3 separate regions of the Homo sapiens genome follow, and regions 1 and 3 are each linked to region 2. Evidence: chromatin contacts called from ENCODE Hi-C or POLR2A ChIA-PET data. All regions are on one chromosome and are shown on one strand. Each heading gives the region's core, a stretch centred on a gene start or an enhancer-like site at or near the end of the contact. The rest is flanking DNA. Distances are from core to core; before and after follow the strand shown. Region 1 holds the start of CENPP (centromere protein P). Region 2 holds the start of NFIL3 (nuclear factor, interleukin 3 regulated). Region 3 overlaps SPTLC1 (serine palmitoyltransferase long chain base subunit 1).

Region 1 (3,930 bases), core at 901-3,400, 900 kb after region 2:
AGTTAATATGTTTCTGAAATCAGATGTTTTAGAATTTGGAATTTTTTCTTATTTCAGAAACAAATTCTGGTCAAGTTCCACATCACACATTATACCTCCACAACATCACTTAAAACTTTTGGTGTTCAGAGCTAACATTTATCTTGGGGTTGTTTTATTTTCTAGCACTTAACCTGAGTTATGTCTGCCTATAACTGCCCAGTGAAGGACCATAAATTACCTTGGTCATCTTTCCGTGTGATGATCTCCACATCCGAAACTTCTCCAAATCTGCTGAACTGATTTTGTAGGTCTGCCTCAGAAATGTCCTGGCTAAGGCCACCCACATAAAGGCGCTTCGTTTCTCTGTTCACTTTCATGAAGGCTGGGCATATACTTGGGTGTGTTTCAGTGGGAAAAGTAATTTTCTGTATACAGAGAAGAGTTCTTTCCCTTAGTTCTTCTAAAATCTAACAAAACAACTACTTCCTCTGAACCTTCTGTATCAAATCCGTCTCCTGGATCTGTATTTCACTTCCTATTGTATTACTTCCAAATTTTAGTCTTCGAGGTTTTGCCCAAGCCCTACATCCACATCTTTCATGAATGCACTTTGGAACAGCAACCCCATACCCATATAGACACAGGTACAGACAGAGTTTTTTTCCTCCAAATGGCCATAATATTACACTCTATCCCTCTTAATTTTATGTATTCATGTTTTTAGATGTTTTTCCTTGACTCACTCATACATTCATTTACTGTCTTTAACAAAGTCTGACAGAAACAGGATGTAACGCACTAAAAGATAAAAAGAGCTAGCCTACCTCTTCCTAATTGTCTCCACCCCCAACCTACCCACCCCAGCCTTCTTCCTCCTAGAAGACCCAAAGAAGTGAATAGAGAGGCTAGGAGCTCCTTATAGTCACAAAAGAATAAAACAAATGGCACAATATTATGTCACAATAAAAGTGCTGCAAAGTGGGGTTCAGACACAAAGATCAAGGGATATAGCGAATACAGACTTGTGTTTTTGCTATGTGCCTGCATTGTACAAAGTAGTTTGCATGTTTCCCATTTTTCAGGAGAGCAGAAGAGGTTAAGTCACTTCCTCAATGCCATACCGAAAATTAGTGAATCCAGGATTATAATGCAGGTCTACCTTCAGAACTTGGAATTCTTAACACTATACTATGAAGGTTGCTGTATCACAGGGGACTCAGGAAAACTTTTCCAGAGGTACTAGGGCCCATCATAGTATCTCTCATTTCGTTTAGCACCCGGCAGGCGCTCAGCTCTCGCCCTTCCCTTCCCCAAGAGCTGACAGACTCTTTCCAGAAGAGACTCCCAACCAGCGTCCACCACATGGCGTGTATTCTGGGCAGAACTTCGGCCTACCTCTTCCCGATAGTCTCCGCCCCCAGCCTACCCACGGCAGCCTTCTTTCTCTGAGAAGACCCAAAGAAGTGAAGAGAGACTAGGAAACGGCCCTGTGACTTCTCATGCCCGAAACCCACTCCTCACCACGTCGTTCACCTAAAGCCAGCGCCGCTGCAGCCCCTAACTTCTGGTCACGTGTCCCAACGGAGCATCCTCTCTTCCTTCCTACTCGATTTCCAACCCAGCCTCCTAAGGTTCCGTTACCACAATTCAGTTCCCAAGAGCTTTTAATTTCCTTTTCCGTCCTCCCACCTTCCCTGACGCCTCCGTCACCTCCCCCTCAACGACTGCAAAAGAGCCTAAACCAAAATCCCCTAGTTTCTATTGAACACTATCGCTGTGTGTACCAATTCCTGGACTAGGTCGGCGTAAGAGAGGAAGTAGGTGAAAAAAATAAAGAGGCGCTCCCCTCCACGTGATCCCAGCCCTGCCTCTTTAGTGAGGCACGCGGCCGGGCGGCTCCAAGGCTGCCGGCTAGGGTGAGCAGCGGAGCGCTTGGGCTTGGAGTAGCAAAGAACGCGCTCTCCAGAGAAAGTATAGCCACTGCTTAGACAGCCAGGGAAACGTGTGCGGGGAAGTGGAGGACTCAGGCTCTCGTGCGAGAGCGGAGTTGGACGTGCAGGGCCGCTGGGGTCACGCGGAGCTCTCCCGCCTCCCCTCCGCGTGAGCTCTGGGATGGTCCGCGCCGGGAGCGCGCGCGAGGCTTGAAGCGCGGGTGAAGCGCGCAGGTCGGAGTGACAGCTGCGCTGCCGGCCCGGCTGCGGTCAGCAACGCGCCATGGACGCAGAGCTGGCAGAGGTGCGCGCCTTGCAAGCTGAGATCGCGGCCCTGCGGCGAGCGTGTGAGGACCCACCGGCGCCCTGGGAAGAGAAGTCCCGAGTCCAGTACGTGACCACCCCAAGTCCCCCAGGGCCCGCTGGCCAGGGTTCCCGGGCCAGGCGGGTGAATCTCCACAGACATCCTCGGTCTCCTACTCCCAGCCCTAGAAAGTGGGCATGAACTGGCATTGATCCTGTCATGACGATGGCCTAGAGTTGGGAGCAGCGCGTACGGCGCCCAGCTGTAAACGCATTGCAGGGTATTAACTCGTTTAATCGCAGTCGTCTGTGTGGATGACTGACAAGGAGGAAGTCTTGACTATATCCCTAGCTAGATAATTCCGCCTCCAGTATGCAGAAGTATCTCTAGTTGGGATTTAATAACTCCGTTTGGTTTCATGGCATTTGTTTTGGTAGGTCAGCTAACCATCTCAACTGATAATGACTTTGTGTTTACGATGACATAAAAATTCCTTTGAAAAATAACTTCGGTAAAAAACTAAGTTGATAAAAGAAAAGTAGTTAATATAGACTGCAGGAGAATTTGACATTCCTCTGAGGTAGGTGCTACTGTTAGCCCTGTTTTATAGTTGAAGAAACTGAGGCTCAGAGAAGTTAGGTAGCTTGTCCAAGGTTCCAGAGAAAGGAATTGTCAGAGATGGATTGGGACCCAAAAATTTTACTCCAAAGTCTGGGCACTTTTGGTTTATTGAAGGAGAGGGAGAGAAAAGCTCTGCAACCGTAATTATGTATTATCATCTCAAACATAGAAGCCTCTCGAAAACATAAACTGTCTTCAATTTTTGAGTCAAGAGTAATTTGACATAGGTGCAGAAAGAATGGGATTTTTCCTGAGCTAACTGGAGAAGAATTGGTAGAAAATGGGAAGGAGGAGATCTACAGAAAATGTCTGCGTGCGGTCATGAAAGTAGAGGAAGCTGTGACTGGTTAAAGGGAGAGGAAAAAGGTGTGCTCCTCCACAAATGAGAGTAAATGTATTAAAGACCCTTGCTATTTGAGGTGTGCTCCACAGATGGGACGCTTTAGCATTACCTGGCGGTTTGTTAGAGCGACATCCTGACCTACTGAATCAGAATCTGCATTTTAAAAAAATACACTGCCCTAACAGAGGATTTGTGTGCACACTTGGAAGTTTAAGAACCAGGGAAAAATAGTTTCTTTACTGGCCACAAGATTTCATTAGTCCCCATAGTAGTGTCAACTGAAAAATCATGAGATCTGCAAATTTAGAGAGACTATTTCTTAAAAAGGGTTACAGTCTGCAAAGTGGCCATCCTGACAGGCTAGGAAGCATAGTCTCAGGCAAAGCAGAAAGGCCCACACTTTGGAGGAGGAGGGGTTGGGGCAGGGATTTATGCTGTATGAGTGGGCTAGGTATACATATTCAACAGGTTATAGGAGGGGCTATGAATATTCACGAAGGGAGATGTGCTCACCTGTACTGAATAAAAATGCATATTACATGCACTCCATATTCATTTTGGGAAGCTGACTTAATATTTAAATGCATTACAATTAGGCCCTGTACGTCAAAAGTTGAAGGAGGGAAGCAAAGGTACTTAAGTACACAGGCCTTGTAAACCTGTTAGAACAAGTCCATGGTTGGTGATCTTATCAAAAGAAAATTTTTGAAATCATTCTCTTGTCCTATCAAAGCCTGTGGAACAGGGGA
Region 2 (4,381 bases), core at 713-3,212:
TATACATATATTCACACATAATCACTATGTAACAGTCCAGGAAGAAATTTAATATTTGGGTAAATTACATATTCACACATCTTCACATAAGTAAAACCAGGGTATCCAGACAAAAAAACAATCTACTAACCTATATCTGTTTCCCATAGGTCATATCTGGTCTGGGGGTAAATAAATACTTCTGACCTCACTTACTGTTGTTATTTACAAAAGCCAAGAACAGAAGATGACACTTGGCCATTCCCTGCTGTTCTCAGAGAACAGCAGTTTCCTAAAGTGTCCTTTAAAAACATAAATGGGAGCCAGCATCCAGCAAATCACCGGGCGCTGCGAAATGCCTTCCTAAAAATACAATCTTATCAAAGGTCTCCGAAGGCGTGGAGTTAAAACTACAGCAAATGGCCTTGAACTTGTATTTGCACACAGCCCTGGAGAAAACACCAGAAATAGCACTGCGAGGCCACAATTGTTAAAATGTGATAGGGCTAAATTTAGAAGAACGTGCGTTTCATTTAGGGCAAAAGACACACATTCGGCAGCATGAGCAAACTCCATGCTTACCCGGTTGTCTACTTTCCTGTTTAAAATATCCTTAAGGAAAAAAAAAAAACTGTTATAGTGACATTCTTAAAGGCTGAGACTGTCCTACTTTCTTTGTAGCAAGATTATAAAATCACGTAATTAGCTCCCTCTCTCTATGCTCACTGCCAGCAAATTCGGCAGTTACATAATGCAACATTTCCAGGAAACTATTATGTGATTTGTCTTGTCGTGTCTGAAAAAGCAATGACAATAAGGTGAGAAAAAGGGCTGATCGAATGGAATGCATTAAAATTAGGAAGGTGGGGAGGTAAACGTCACAATGGTTCGTCCCAGATTTAAAAATAACAGCTGAGAACATTGAAAGGGCGAACCCCAGTAGTACCCAAGATCAGAATTCAATGCGAGCAATTCTTGCTTTTAGGTTTTGTAGTATCGTTTTAAAACCTGTTTATTTGGGACGTAATATAGACGTAAATAACGATCTAATATCCAACGCTGCGCCTCAATTACCAAATCATTGCACACATACGCGCATATTCCCACATCAGCCCGCAATTCTTGCCAACATTTCACCGTGGGCAGATTATGCAATGTATGAAAGGACAAATCCCACAACCTTCCCGAGGGCTTGTAAAACACGCTGACGACAAACAGGGTGGAAAACGTCTGTGCAGACACAGCCCCTGACACAAACAAACGCCGCGCAGGCATTCTCCGAATGCCGTCACCGTTCACGCTACCAACCCTTTTTCTCACCAAGCAAATTAAGACTATTCCCCATTCCTCAACCCCCCATTCCTCTCCCCCCTACGCCGCCAGCCCCAGAGAAGGAACGAGAAAGAAAGACACTAGAGAGGAAAGAGCATCTTCCCGCTCGGAGAGGGCTCAGCCTGCCTGGCGCTCTTCTTTACCAAAACATCAATTTTCCTGAAATCAGGAGACATTATGCAACAGCAGCGGGGGGAGAGCGCAAACCAGCCAGGACTACGTGCCGGCGCGAAGGCGCTGCAATCAAAGCAGCCACCTTAAGGTGGCGAGTCCCATCCTGACAAGGCAGCAAAAGTTTATGTAATGAATGCCCCGCGCGCACTCGCCGCCGCTGGCGAGCCCAGCTTACAGCCCGACCCCGCACACAGCGCGGCCCGCACCCCGCGCCCGCCCGCCCGCCCGCAGCGCGCCCTGGGAGCGGTCGCCGGGCCCCCGGCCGGCGGTGGGCGGAGCGCTTACCGTGTTCCTGCTCTCGGGCCGGCGAGGAGAAAGAAAGGGGCGGCCGGGAGTCGGGCCGCCGGCGCTCGGGGCTCGGGCCGGGCCGGGCCTCCGGGGCCGCGGCGGGAGGCGGGCGGCGGCGAGGGCGCGGCGCGGGAGGCGGGCGGGCGCGCCGGGTCCGCGGGCGCCGTGGCCGCGCGGAGAGATGTGTGTTAGTAGGTCAGTTCCGAGCGCCGCGCTACGTCGCCGCCCGCCAGCCCCGCGTGACTGGCGGCCGCGGCCCCAATCGCCGCGCCCGCACCCGCCCCCGGCCCGCCGCCAATGGCCGCGGCCGGCAGGGGCGGGCCGGGGCGGGCACTCCGCGGCCCCGCCCCGCCTCCCCGCCCTCAGCTCCCCCTCCGCGGCGGCGCCACTACCAGCTCGCGTCCCTCCCCGGCCAGGGCCACCGCCGTCCGAGCGCCCGCGAGGGCTGGCGCCCCATTCCCGGCGCAACGAGTGTTGCGCAACGGCCCACGCGGCCGACACGACCGGAGCGAGCCTGCGGAGGAGCCCGGGAGCCCCCCGTCCCACCGCCCCGTCCGCTCTTGGCTCCCTTCACCCTCCCGGTCGCCGCGGTGGCTCTGCGCTCCCCGCGACCCTCACTTGCTCGCAGAGGCGCTTTTTGTCTTCCTGAGAGCCGCAGCCTGCTGGGCTACCTGTTGCCGACTGAGCACTGCGGGTTGCGGCTACCCGGGCGTGGCCCGGACCTCGGCCTCCCCTTCCCCGCACACTCCCGAGAGGAGCCCTCTACCTTGGGGTGGGCAGGAGGGAAGGCGGGGGGTGGCGGCTGGCAAGCTGCCAACACTCGGGGCGCGCTGCGGCGGGGAAGGGGTTGGCGCGGCCGGGCAGCTGCGCAGGGCTGCGCGGCGGAGGCAGCGATTAAAATGTCCCGGCGCCTCTCCCGAGAGCCGCGACGGCCCGGAGCCGGGAGGGAAAGCTCCACGCACAAACACCGCCCCCTGCACAATTAGGGCGAAGATGACGGCTGCAAAGTTGTTGCGTAACACGACTGGGAAACGAGGCTCGCTGAGGTCCATCTACCCACCCCCGCCACGCGGGTGCGGCGTTCCTCGGAGGATGTGAAGGTCCGCGCTCGGGTGCCCCCGCTGGGACGCCCACTGTCGTTTGGTGCTGGGGCTTGAGACGACCGCGCGGGATCTCTTCCTGTGATTTTGAGCTGATAGCTGCTTAGTGTTATTTCTGCGTCTAACTGGATACGGTAGTCTTCTCTCCCAAATTCCCGGGCTACGGAAGAGACGTAAAAAAATGGAAAAAAGAGCACCTAGCCGCGACTTCTTAAGTCGTCGCGCTAGACTGTCAAGGCACGTGGCACACTCCCTGCGTTTACCGATACACGGATAGTGGTCAGTGCTGGCCTTGGCGAAGGGAGCCATGTTCCCGACAGTGACTCACAGGCTTGCCCAAATACGGAGTGTGGCAGGTGGGCAGGACCTCCACCAGCCAGCTCCCTCCTGGTCTCCTTGAACTACGTGGGGGCTGGGCCGAGTGCCTCCACGACTTTCCACTTCTTTTTGCTCCTTTCGTTTTTAAAAAGCAAAAACCAAAGTAAAGAGAAGAGCAGAGTGAACACCCAGGTACCATCCCTAGTGTCTGCCATGAGCAGCAGATCTATCTACTCGCCAAGATTGTCTTTTCTACCTTTCCCCTTCTTGCACAGTTAATATCATAATAACGCAAGTCATATTTAAAAAATTTTTATCACCTATCAGTTGAGTTTTTGGAAAGCCTTCCAGGGCAGCGTTGTGGTTTTGAACGCACTCTTGTTCGTGATTTATCTGGTAGTACAGCTCTGCTGACAAGGCTCTGAAAACTCAGACGTACAATATGGGCTTAGCGTGTTCCCCGACACCATCTTCCCGGTGCTGACTAATGCAAGAACCACATCCCCTCCACTACACATTTTCCAAACTTGACTACCTTCATGAGAACAAATCCTGATTTTAGTTTATAATTTCCACTTTTCTCATACATATATAATAATTCAAGATGTGGTCTTACTATGTTGTCCAGGTTGGCCTGGAACTCCTGGGCTCAAAGGATCCTCCGGCCACAGCCTCCCTGGTAGTGGAATTACAGGCGCATGCCACTGTGCCTGGCCACTTTTCTCAAATTTACTGATAGTTTCCTTTTTGCCCAAACCTTACAATGCTTATTTGTAGCTTTGAGAACCTCTCTTAGATGAAATCAAAATCATATCCATATTAGTTGCCTTTTTGGGGTCAGAAATGCAGCTATTGTCTAGAAATCCAGGGCTGTCCTGCATAATCTACCCTCCCCTTCACGTGTTCTGACCTTGTTCTGCATTTTGAATAATTTCATGGAATTTCAAAGCCGTTGTAGTAAATGTCTTTCTTTAAAGACAACTCGACCTTCAAGACAGGTAAAGAACGTGCCTGGAGCCACCCCAGGCAGTGATGCTGGAGGAGTTCTCTCAACCTGGAAACTTATTCTTTATGCTGAATTTTGAAATCGAATGCTCCTATATTTACTTGGAGTATTTTAGATTGTGTATGTATTATATCTGTGCATCATTCATTGTTACCATCTAACTTGGAAATCAGAGGAAGTGTGA
Region 3 (4,123 bases), core at 621-3,120, 610 kb after region 2:
TTCATGCATTTGACACATATTTATTGAGCTGTACTATGCTGTGCATGGAGTCCTGAGGGCACAAAACCAGCACGGCTCCCGTCCTCATGCACCTACGGTCTTACTAACAAGTAAACGTAGGATGTAGGATTACACCTTTGGATGAGTGCAATAAAAAATGAAGGGGGCAGCCCAGGCTGGAGTGCAATGGAGTGATCTCAGCTCACTGCAGCCTTGACCTCCTGGAACCAGGTGATTTTCCCACCTCAGCCTCCCAAGTAGCTGGGACCACAGGCGTGCACCACTATGCCTGGCTAATTTTTACAGAGATGGGGTTTCACCATGTTGCCCAGGCTGGTCTTGTACTCCTGGGCTCAAGTGATCTGCCCACCTCGGTCTCCCAGGTGTTGAGGTTACAGGTGTGGGCCACTGCACCTGGCTGAAAAGGGCAGGCTCCTTAAGGTGCTTTGAGCTGCTACCAGAGTGATCTTCCAAATCCTGGTCTGGCACTGTGGGCCGGCAGAGCATTCAAACTCCCCAGTGGGCTCTCCTGCAGCCTCCCTGACTTGGCACCTGGCCTCAGGACCCTTCTCTCCAGCTCTTCTGCGGCTTGCACTCTGTACTCCCAGATGAACCTGGAGGTCTCCAAGCCACTGAAAACCCTGAGCAAAGCACACACCACCTCATCTGATGGAAAGCCACGATGCCCACAGGATGCCCGACACACACACTTCTCTAGTTTTGGTGTAGACATCGCCTGCTCTCAAAAGCCTGAGCAATGCCCCAGGGCAGAACTGACCATGTCCATGCCCCCTGCTGTGACTGCCTGGCCCAGTGCTGTGGTGGGATGGCCAACTCCTTGGACTACCTCGTATATGCTTTGTGAACAGAATCCAGTCTCCTTAAAAGTAAGACATTAGTCTTTCACTTTTGGTGTTTTTTCTTGATGCTGTACATTTTCCCCACTGTTGCTTGTTTTTTCTCAAATGTTACTGAGTGTTGCTGACTGAAGGAGCAGCAGAGGCGCATGCCCACCCCCACCCCACACTGCCGATCTTCCCTGCAGGACGGTCCTTGTGGCAGGAACTCCTGGTGTGGCATGTGCCACCTTTCAGATGTGGCAGATATGAGCTGATGGAAACTCAGTTTGCCCAAGTTCATTGCTGGGCTCCCAGACATTTCTCTGAGTTAACTGAGAGGGTACTCAGTGAGTCCTTGGGAGCTTTTCAGTTAAAATTTTAGAAACTTCTAGTTTAAGAGCAGAAGACAGGTAATGTACTATATTTTAATGACAGATATTCTTCCATAGCCTATGATAGTCTTTCAAAATTTTTCAAAAGATAACGTATTTCATAGAGCTCAGAGTAGGGGAAAAAAATAAGGTCATATTTTAACGTCAACTGACCTGGGAGGAGGGAGACACTTCTCTTCTTTCTCCAAGTAGCGCGCCTGAGTTAATGCAATACTTCTGTTCATGCACTGTAGGAAGAAAAAGAAGACATCTGCAACCTGGACTTCAGACATGGTGGTAATTAAACTGGGGGAACGCTGAAATCCTGCAACGGTAGCTTTAATTCACTTTTCCAATTATAATTGCTAGAAGATATCACCAAAATACTACACCACCACCTTGGCAGCACTGTCCACAGAACTTTCTGCAATGACAAATACCTCTGTTGTGTAGTGCCCAGCAGTCGCCATGAGCCCTGTGTGCCTGCTGAGCACACGGAGATATGGCTGGTGCTACTGAGAGGTCACAGTTGCACCTTTTCTTATTTCCACTTAGTTTAAATTCAAACAGCCATAGCTAGCTAGTGACTACCATTTAGACAAAGCAGAGTTAGCACATGAGGAAGTGGTGCGAGCAAAGTCCTGCAGGCTGGACTTATGACCACCACCACCAGTAGAACTGCGTCAGAGAAAAACCACTGCACTTCAGATATTAGCAAAAACGATGTCCACATGTGGCATCTGGGCATGGTGCCACTGGGCACTGCAGAATCTGGCGTTAACAAAGTTTTACCCAGCTTTCCTATATATTAACCATCTGTCAACATTAAGAAAAAATGAAAACAATCTCTACTAAAATAAAGAAAGCACAAACACCAGAGCAAGGTAATAGGCTACAGGGGTTTCTTTCTGGAGTGATGAAAAAGTTTTGGAATGAGATAGTAATGGTTGCACAACCTGCTGAATGTATGATACTAAAAGCCACTTAACGATATACTTCAATAGGGTGAATTTTATGGTATGTGGTATGTGAGTTATATTAAAAAAAAATAGCAACAGAGCAAAGGGCAGTGTAAAGGAAAGAACAATTATTCCATGTCTCTGGCAGTAAAAGTATCTGCCTGAAGAGGGGTCACGTCGTAGGCTGCGAGGAAGAGATGGAAAAACCATACTAGGCAATGACAACAGCCTCCCGCTGACTCTAGGCTCTGGAAGTGTACTTGGAAAAGTGAACTCCTGCAAACATCTGGACTGGCTCTGTTTCTAGCCCTGGCTGGTTAAGAGACATTATAAACAATAGCTCAGTTTGTAAAAACAGTGTCCTGTTGAGCAACTCAACATAAACTTGGCAAAGCCTCTCAGATCTACAAAGCTTAAATAAGAGTTACAGCAGCATGGTTCTTTTCTTTCCTTCAAATATTGAAAAGATGAGGGGAGTGGAACAAAAGATTCGGAAGATTTTAAAAATGGAAGCTGTGATGATGCACAGAAGCGGGAAGATATATGTATTTTTTCTATCAATGAAGTTTCTAGATAGTATTCTGTTCCCTACCCCAGATTGTTCTCTTCTCACTCAACTCTCAAGAGGATTTCCTTAAGAGAGCCAGTATCAAACCAGGCCCACAGACAGGAGTTTGGGATCTGTGAGCTGTCCACAGACTTTTCGTTTCCTCTTTCATTACGTGGCTAATTCCTGTAAGCATGGTATTTTAACACCGAGTTGCTTCATTCGCACGTCCTCCTCTGCGTCTCTTTGGTACAAAGCAGTAGTAAGACTTTAGCTGTTGCTATCTAATGAAAAGAGAACAGAGGTGGATTTACTATGCAATGAATACACTGGCATCTGAAGGAGGCAACTGTCCCTCAACATGAAGCATGTGTGGACAACTGTCCTGATGCAGTTCGAGAAGAGACTCAGTGAGAACGGCGGAGCCATTACTCAGACCCAACACCAGCGCATGCAGCTCATGAGCCTGCTCTGTGAACACAGCTCTCAGCTGTCCCGCTGGGGCAAGTCCATTGAAAAAAACAAATTCACCTGCCTCATGAAGGTAATGAAATGAATGGGAATTTTACTGGCTTGTCCATTTAGTTTGTATTTAATGTATAAATGCGTTTTAGTTTTCCATTTGTATGAGAACTCTAATCACAAAGATGTCATACTTAGTTTTGTGTTTGTCTGTATTTAAGGAACGTTACAATACAAACAATGAGGCAGTAAAGCAGGCAGTGGGATGTTTTTCCCTGTCTAGAGAGTCTTCATGTCCACAGAGTTGTGCCTGAGGGGACATCAGCTGCATTTCCTCACCTCACAAGATAAGTAGCTCCAGCCTGATCATTCATAATCTGACATGTTTCCTTAGGAAGCTCAGATCCTGGGGCTTTTTATTTATTTTTTAATGTAATTGACTCTAGAAGACCACAAATTTTATGAAGTTCTCCACAAATCTGTTATTCCAGATTACGTGGCTCAAACATTTGGGACATAGGACAGCTGAAGCCAGCTAGGCAGCAGAGGCTGCCTGCACACCCGGTCTGTATACTGCACAGCCATGTGGCCTAGAAGAGCCTGCCTGAGAGGCTGTCTAGGCGGATGAGGCTCAGGACAGGGCCTGGCCTAGGAAAGGCACATGACAGGTGGTAGCTGCCATTATGACCCCAGAAACCTAGTAGCATTGCTCATAGCTACAGCCTCTGGACAAGGAAGCAGAATCATGCCCATTTTCATTCTCAAATACATACTAGGTATATGTCAGATTCTTCTCAAAGGAGCAGCAGCAGCCCACATAAAAGTCCAGATTCTTCTGAAAGCAGATGTCCAGCATCCCAGGACTTGGAAGAGGGGTGCAAGGTGGGTGGCATCCCACTGCCCGTCCTGAGTCCTTCCTGCCCAGGTTATTCCGCTGCTCTTCCT

Evidence for each region. A loop is a pair of places that touch in the nucleus more often than their neighbours do. ChIA-PET counts read pairs that join two places held with the same protein, here RNA polymerase II (POLR2A). Pooled maps may share reads with other maps.
Region 1: a map of CD4-positive, alpha-beta memory T cell shows a loop between it and region 2 (8-fold over the local background). The contact joins the promoter of CENPP here to the promoter of NFIL3 in region 2. A Hi-C loop is called at or near these places in 1 of 168 maps with a recorded cell type or tissue (CD4-positive, alpha-beta memory T cell) and 6 of 50 pooled maps. POLR2A ChIA-PET finds 5 or more read pairs at or near these places in 1 of 52 experiments (Panc1).
Region 3: a map of sigmoid colon shows a loop between it and region 2 (5-fold over the local background). The contact joins the enhancer-like site here to the promoter of NFIL3 in region 2. A Hi-C loop is called at or near these places in 1 of 168 maps with a recorded cell type or tissue (sigmoid colon).

The regions. Positions count from the first base shown.
Region 1 is chr9:92,323,803-92,327,732 of GRCh38, forward strand. It overlaps CENPP (centromere protein P), which reads left to right and starts at 2,151. Exons shown (of 8, transcript NM_001012267.3): 1 at 2,151-2,303. The coding sequence starts at 2,197. NOL8 (nucleolar protein 8) reads right to left here and starts at 1,548. Exons shown (of 17, transcript NM_017948.6): 1 at 1,504-1,548; 2 at 221-407. The coding sequence starts at 359. RefSeq lists enhancers at 830-1,718, 1,497-1,616, 1,647-1,756.
Region 2 is chr9:91,421,870-91,426,250 of GRCh38, forward strand. It overlaps NFIL3 (nuclear factor, interleukin 3 regulated), which reads right to left and starts at 1,963. Exons shown (of 2, transcript NM_005384.3): 1 at 1,771-1,963. LOC105376146 (synapsin-1) reads left to right here and starts at 2,164. Exons shown (of 2, transcript NR_188612.1): 1 at 2,164-4,381. LOC124902209 (a long non-coding RNA gene) reads left to right here. Exons shown (of 2, transcript XR_007061661.1): 2 at 150-190. RefSeq lists a silencer at 1,901-2,300.
Region 3 is chr9:92,033,426-92,037,548 of GRCh38, forward strand. SPTLC1 (serine palmitoyltransferase long chain base subunit 1) reads right to left here. Exons shown (of 15, transcript NM_006415.4): 14 at 1,385-1,458. Among named protein-coding and RNA genes, the nearest start is that of SPTLC1, 80 kb to the right of the region's middle. Within about 2 kb of position 1,871, at least 8 of the 41 ENCODE cell types and tissues checked have a DNase peak (open chromatin) inside an H3K27ac peak, as active enhancers do; they include sigmoid colon, where a contact is called at or near this core.